Linked DNA regions of Homo sapiens: region 1 is linked to region 2. The links are chromatin loops, found by intact Hi-C in ENCODE. Cell type or tissue: Caco-2. All regions are shown on one strand.

Region 1 (4,000 bases), 210 kb before region 2:
CCCTTTGCAGCAACGTAGATGCAACTGGTGGCCATTATCCTAAGCAAATTAACTTAGAAACAGAAAACCAAGTACCACATGTTCTCATTTATAAGTGGGAGCTAAATATTGAATACACATGGACAAAAATATGGGAGCAATAGTTGGGAGGGAAAGGAGCATGCATTGAAAAACTACCTACTTGGGGCTGGGTGTGGTGGCTCACACCTGTAATCCCAGCACTTTGGGAGGCCGAGGTGGTGAGATCACGTGGTCAGGAGTTCAAGACCAGCCTGGCCAACATGGCGAAACCCCGTCTCTACTAAAAATACAAAAAAAAAAAAATTAGCCAGGCATGGTGGCGCATGCCTGTAGTCAGAGCTACTCGAGAGGCTGAGGCAGGAGAATCTCTTGAACCCAGCAGGTGGAGGTTGCAGTAAGCTGAGATCACGCCACTACACTCCAGCTTGGGCAACAGAGTGTGACTTTGTCTCAAAAAAAAAAAATAAATAAAAACTACCTATTTGGTACTATGCTCACTACCAGGGAGATGGGACCATCCATACCTCAAACCTCAGCATCACACAATATAGCCATGTAACAAACCTGCACATGTACCCCCTGAATCCAAGAAACAAACAAAACAAAAAACAAACAAACAAAAAAATGCATTGTACCAAGTGAAAGAAGGGAAACTCAAAATGCTACATATTATATACCCCTTTTCTATAACATTTTTGTAAAGGCCAAATCATAGGGTCAGAAGACACGTAAGAGGAAGTGAAGGGGAGTTTTGTTAAGAAAGGGACACTGAAGGATTTTTTGAGGTTCTCATACTCTTCTATATCTTAATTGTAGTGGTGGTTACATGACTATACAGGCATATAGAAGCTCACAAAGCTATACACTAAAAATGTGACTCTGACTCTATGTAAATTATAATTTTTAAAAGCAAGAAAAAAAGTTACATGATCTGGCCCCAGTTTACCTCTTGTCTTGTGATTGTCCTCTCAGTCACTACAATCACTGGACTTCTTCACCTCCTAAAATGCCCCATGCTGTCACTGCCTCCTTCACACATACTGTTCTCTTTGTTTGAAAAGCTACACACTCTTCATCTGGTTCAATCTTACTCATTCTTAAGCTTCGAATACTGGGTTCAAGTCCAGGGTCTACCATTTACTGGTTGTATGACCTTGGGCTTATTAATTAACGTCTTTGTAGGTTTCCTCATCTGTAAAACGGAGATATTAATAGTACGTATGTTATAAGGTTTCCTTGAGGATTACAAGAGGAAATAAGTATGCCTAGCTCATAGTAACATTATATAAGTATAAGGTAGCATCATAGTTCATCAGGGAGGTCTACCCTAACTTCCTTTTTATACTATCTCCTGTTATTTTCCTTCATAAGCATCATAAAATCTGTATGAATGTATTTATCTGTGTGTTTGTTTAATATCCAGCTCCAGAGAAAGTAAAGTATTTGCTTTGTATACTATGTCCGTCTACTGTATGCTATTTTGGCATGTTTGGGCTGCTACAGCAAAAATACCACAGGTTGGTGGCTTATAAAAAAAAAGAAATATACTTCTCATAGTTCTGGAGTCTGGGAAGTCCAAGATCAAGGTACCAGCAGATTCAGTGTCTAGTGAGGGCTTGCTTCATGGTTCAGGGATGGCTGTCTTTTTGCTGTGCCCTTACATGGCAGAAGGGGACCAAGTGAGTTCTCTAGGGTCTCTTTTATAAGGGTTTTGGTCCTATTATCTAATCCTATGCAGAGCTCTTATGACCTAATTACCTCTCCAAAATCCCATCTCCAAATACAGTCACATTAGGGAATTATATTTTGACATACGTATTGGGGGTTTAGTGGGAGAGAGGGGGATAAAACATTCAGTCTATAGCATCTATCTATCTATATATACTCTATATATTCACACTATGTATGTCCCTTGCAGGGGTTCTACCCACAGACCCTGACCCAGCGATGGATGAGAGACATACACTGATGCAGATATTTTGCCTGTCTGGCTGAGGGTCTGGGCCACTCACAGACACCAAGGAGGGTGCTGTAAAGAGTCACAACTGCAGCCACAACTAGCTGGCCCTGCTGGCACTTATTCAGCACACACTAAAAAACAAAGGCTTTGAGTCTACACCACAAGAGGGTAATTAACCTGGTTGCCCTCCCCGACCCCCGACCCCCGAGACAGCCATCCTGCCCGCAAATGATCAAAGGTTAGTTTTAGGACCACATGTGTAAACAAGCTATTTAGATAAACTTCCTTACATTCCTTTGTACCTACTTTAAACTATTTACTTAAGGTAAAGATTAGGCTGCCTTCAGCCGATCTATTACTGGAGTTTAAGCAAACCCCTCCACCTTCCAAGAAGGTTTGTGTCTATTTCTTATAACTATCTTTAAAATTTTTCCCACCAGCCTGACTGAACTCCCACAGTCCCTGACACAAGGTAGGCATTTAATAAATACTAGCTAAATGAATGAATGAATGGGTAAAAGAATGGCATCCTAGAGGAGCATGTTTCTCATAACTTAATCTCTTGCTGGGATGCAAATGCCATTGTTATCCTGACTACATTCACAGAGTGAATGAATGATGAATACCGGTGCAACTTGTTGGCTCTTTTGAGTCAAAGCTCAGACTCAGCTGCTGTTGCCTCACTCCTCTGCTTCCCCCAAGCCATGCCTCACTGCTCTCCTAGTTTCACCTGTGACTGGGTAGAGAAGTCAGGCAACCTCTAACTTGCAGGCTCAGTCATCTTCAGTTCAACAAGTAGAGAGTGGGAAGCCACACACTGGCCTCAGAGGTTCAATTCTCTACTCCACCTTTACCAGAAAGCCATGCATTCTGAAAGTTCTTGAACAAGCCTCACTCAGCAAAGTCCATCCTTTGATACCCTCAGCACTCACGTGTTAGGGCAAGTTGTTTAAATACTGTATGAGGCTGTGCTCTGTGAAGGAGAAGACTTACTAAATAGAAGAGAAACTTGTCAGCCAGTGCCCCATTCGTCTCTGCTCTGGGATTGTTCCCTGAGAGAGAGGAACACGAGAAAGAAAAGTCAGTTCTTTCATTGGGTGGAAAAAAAAAAAAAAGATCACCAGACACCCAGATGGAAGAAGGACCAGAGTAGGTGGCTCAGAGGAGGCTGGCAGCTGCATGGACCATTGTGTGTCGGGACAAGGAGGCAGGGCTCTGGGCAGACACAAGTGAACAATAGACAAGAGCAACGCTAGGGGTTGGAGGGAGCAGTGGATGGGTGGGCAACGCCAGCGGTTGGGTTTTGGGGTGGGGGGCGGTGGGTGGGTGGCGGCAGTCTCCCAAAGCAGAAGGTCTTGAACGAATGCTATAAGTAGTGGTTCCGCTTCAAGGTAAGGCAGGCTACTCCTCCTCCCATAAAGGCTCTTGAGGAAACAGTGAACATTCCCAGGACTATACAATTTAGGGTACTAAGGGATTTTCTAGCTACTCATATAAATCCCCTTAAAAAACTCAGAAATATCTAGAGATGGGCACCTCTGAAATGAACTGGACTACCCATGTGAACATGTTGGGGGCAGGGGACCAGAGCTGTGGAAATGTAGGAAACATTATTGTAAATGTTAATACTTCTTCTCACCCACCAGCTGGCAAAGCTGGATGGATGTCAGTTATGCCCACTGATTGACTGAGCTGCGATCCTGTCATCGTGACCACTGCACCTCTCCATCTGGCATTTAGTCTCTGTGATTGGGATAGTTTGGGAAAGTGGCCAAAATGATCATATCCTGCTCTCCACAGTCTGCTTCAACAGCTGCATGTACACCCAGCCTATGCCCCAAAATATATGAATCTAGACAAAATAAGTTTTACTTTGGATTTGATTTAGAAGAGATAATATCAAAATGAGAACATTTTCCATGAATAAGTGAACATAATCAGGGTGCTCAATTATAAAATTCAACTGATGCTATTTAATAGAAGTCTGTTTAAAGTTATGGAAATTCTACATGGGATCAT
Region 2 (4,000 bases):
CCACAATCCCCTTTTTATTTGTAGATGGCTAGAATCTGGCTTCTGGCTTGTGAGTAGCCAACTTCATTGTAGTTCTGACTTCCTTAAGGCTGTTTGCTTTCTGATTTAAATTATGTTGTTCTTACCCCACTCCTTCTTCTCCTCGTCCTCACTCTGTTCTCTTTTCTCCTTTCAAGTTTTTCTTTTTTACTCATATCAAAACCTAGTTTTGTGATATGAAGCTAGTGGTAAAATCCTAACTAAGCCAAATTTACATAGTGAGAGAGAAAGCAAATAATTACATTTTTATTAAAGACAGGAAGGCAAGAGTAAAGGTAATCCATCACTTTTCAGGGTAATTTGTTATCATCTTCTGGTTATTTGGGATCTACTGGGGACTGACCACCTAGGTTTTTGTGTCATGCAGTCATCATTTCATTTGTTTTACCACTCACCGGATGTGAAGGTGGCCCCTGTACAGGTAGGGTTTGCAAGCAGCCTGAACTCCCTCATCAGAGGCTTTGTCAGTGTGCAATATTGTGTTGAGGTGGGTGGTGCAGCAGTGTATAATTTTGTTTGTCAGTGAGTCATGTTACAATGAGACTCACATTACGCAGCCACAGTGACAAAAATGTGAGGCTGGAAATGTGAGCATTTATCTCAGTCCAATTTGTGTTACAATAACAAAATACCACAGACTAGGTCATTTATAAAGAAAAGAAATGTATTTCTTACAGTTCTGGAGGCTGGGAAGTCCAAGATCAAGGGGCTGCCATCTTGTGAGGGCCTCTGTGTTGTATCATCCTATAGTAGAACATGAGAGGCTAGAAAGCACATGGGAGAGAGGGCAAGAGGGCTGAGCTCATTCTTTTATCAGGAATCCATTCCCAAGATAACTAACCCACTCCTGCTTTAATCCATTCATGACGGCAGAGCCTCATGACCACATCACTGCTTAAAGGTTCCACCTTTCAACACTGTTGCATTCGGGATTAAGTTTCCAACACATGAACTTTGAGGGACTCATTCAAACCATTGCAACATTCAATTCAACAAATTTTTATTGAGCAATACTTTCTTACTCTGCGTAATCAGACTCACTGGTGCAAAATCTTAGGCATTTTTAATTACACAGAGAACCCATTTCTTTATAACTCATACCCCAGAACTTGAAGTAAAGCAAATCAAAGTGGAGGCCAGTATCCTCCATGTGTAAGCCTCCATTCCCTTGCAAATGGTCACAAAATTCCACCACTGCTTCTTTCCAGCCCCTCTGCCACATGCTCTTCCCTTTAGTTTCTCTTGTCCAGGTTACAGAAATCCAGTTCCTTTCTTATCATCTATAGAGTAGAGTAGTTCCCCCTTATCTGTGGTTTCAGTTACCTGCAGTCAACTTCATTCAGAAAATATTAAACAAAAAATTTCAGAAATGAAACGATTTACAAGTTTTAAATTGCATGCCCTTCTGAACAGCACAGTGAAATCTCACACCTTCCCATCCTGGACACGATCATCCTTTTGTCCAGCGTATCCATACTGTGCACACTACTCACCTTCTGGTTACTTAGTAGCTATCTCAGTTATCAGAGTGACTGACACAGTATATATATAGGATTCAGTACCATCTGCAGTTTGAAGCATCCACACATTTATCCCCCACAGATAAGTGGGGGCCCACTGTACACACCAGAGGCAAGTATTATAAGCACCTTACTTAAAACAAAAATTCTGTCTTTGTAGCAAGCTCTCATTTTTCATTTCCTTCGAAGTCAGACCCCATCTCTGAGATCTGCCCCTTTTCATTGATGTCAGCAGGAGCCAACCTCTTGTCCAACTGTCCTGAATCCCTTACTGTCAGTCAACCTTTGACTAGAAATATTTGTATAACCAGAGAGAGAATGAGCACATTTATTCTCTTAAAAAATTCCATGTTCTATATTCAAGGCCAGTTTCCCAAAGATCCACTCCGGGGGTCGGGGGGTTGGTATTGAGGTAGCTTGCCAATGGAGCTGGGTAGAAAGTGGTCTGATGAGATGCCATTTTTTCACATGCAAACAGTGGCAAAGAGATTTGTTTATGCCTTGTCATGACTAGACAACCCAAATACCACCACGCCTGCATCAGCAGTTGAGTCTGGGTTTTGTCATTGTCAGTCCCTCTGGCATTCAGAAGAGATGCTGGCTCAGGAGGACCAGCAGAGTTTAATTTCTGAATGCATCTGAAATACTTTAAGCTCTTTGTTGGAGCCATTGCAAAATCGTAGTGGGTATAAGCCTTCTTTTCCCTTCAGTGGTTGCATCACAGTCACTAAGACAAGCACAACTGGCTGTTTCTCCAGAGAAACGTAGGCATCCGTGGTCCAAAGGTTAAGTATGCTGGGGCCTGGCTTGTTCAATTGCATTTCATTAGAGAGCCCAAGTGAGTGCAGGCTGAGCTCAGCAGCCTTGCTGGGGATGGGGAAGCAATTGCTGGCTGTTCTTTCTCCAGGGAAGGGGAGCAGCATATGGTGCTCCGCCTGTGACACAAACGGTTAATTTCTACTAGCTTTTCTGTAGTTTCAGCAACTCTGGGATTAGAAAGGACAGTTTCTTTACAATTCTCTGCAATATCTCTCAAAGTTACTTTCCAAGTCTCTGCTTTTGTTCTGCTGATTCTCTTTCAGCAGCTTTGTTTTGCTAAGGAGTAAACACTTGGTTTGGGATTGAGGGGGGATTTAGCTGCTTTGATTTTTCACTGCTTTTGCCCAGGGTCTCTGGAACAGTTATTTTGAATCTTGAAATAGCCTTAGATGTTTCTCCCTTATATGCATACACAAACACTTCTCTCTTTCTGTCTCTCTCTCCACCTGCCCTGTATTGTTTATTAATCACTGTGGAACCATACTGGTCCATATGGAATAAAAATCAGCTGAAGCAAAGACAAGGTATTTGATAGATTTAGTGGTAGTGGTGTGTGGATATGAGAGAGAAAGAGAGAGACTACTATTAATAATAACTGTTTATTGAGAACTTTCTATGGACCAGGCACCACGCTGCTAAGTACTATACAGGCATTCTTTAGTTAAATTCTCTCCAAGCTTATAAAGGCAGGTGTTGTTACTATCCCCATTTTACAGAGAAGAAAATTGAGGCCTAACTTGCTAGAGACACAATTTTGAAACAAAATTTGCTCTTAATTATGATGTTATAATGCCTAGCCCACTCCCATCTTTCTCAGAATTTTGTTTTATAAGAAAATTATATCACTGTTTTTTTTTAATGGCACAAAATCCTGAGACCAACAAGGATAATGACAAGAACTATAAATATTGAAACTCTTACCTATTAGACACTGTGCTTGATCTCACACAAACTTGCCTGTACATAAATAATAATACATATTATGCCCACTTTAAAAATGAGAAAACAGAATCTAAGATGTTTTAAGTAACTTGACCCAGCTCTTTCCAACTGACCAGTAAATGGCAAGTTGGAGTTCAAATACAAAGCTGCTGATTTCAATGTCCAAAATCTTCTCAGAGCCTCTTTCATTTTTTTCCTCATTGTTTTCTTAGGGAAAGAGCCCAAGCAGAGAATCATTGTTTGATCATTTTCTAATTTATCCATGTGTGAGCACCAGCACTTCATTCCTAATGTATGTACAGATTCATGTATTTAACATACAGTATAAGTACATTGGGAGAGATACAGTCCTCAGAAAAAAACAGAAGCCAGCATTTATTGAGGTTCTATTACATGCCAGGCACTATGTTAGGTGCTAAGATGTGGTCCCTGCCTTTAAAGAACCCTCAATCTTACAGGGAGATAAATTCTTAAGACATGAACTTTCAACAGAAGGTAGTGAGTCTAGTGAGGGGCTGTCATATACACTCCCAGATCAGGGGCATCTAACGTAATTGCGCCTCTGAGAGACCTTGGTGCCATCTACTCATTGTTTTCAGATGTTCACATTTGCACAGTTAACACAATTCTAGAGGGAACCAATGTTGCTAGCGGTTCATAAAACTGAGAAACAAAGCAAA

Evidence for each region. A loop is a pair of places that touch in the nucleus more often than their neighbours do. Peaks named below come from ENCODE experiments on the same cell type or tissue, not always from the same donor. Only the 100,000 strongest peaks of a DNase experiment are listed, where the experiment ranks them.
Region 1: it touches region 2 in a loop (9-fold over the local background); 1 of 110 quality-filtered maps calls a loop at or near these places.

The regions. Positions count from the first base shown.
Region 1 is chr11:95,486,335-95,490,334 of GRCh38, reverse strand. No RefSeq gene overlaps it. Among named protein-coding and RNA genes, the nearest start is that of SESN3, 260 kb to the right of the region's middle. In Caco-2, no CTCF peak of the experiment used is centred here; DNase peaks (open chromatin) are centred at 2,164 and 2,664.
Region 2 is chr11:95,280,810-95,284,809 of GRCh38, reverse strand. No RefSeq gene overlaps it. Among named protein-coding and RNA genes, the nearest start is that of SESN3, 52 kb to the right of the region's middle. RefSeq lists a silencer at 3,991-4,000. In Caco-2, no CTCF peak of the experiment used is centred here; a DNase peak (open chromatin) is centred at 2,349.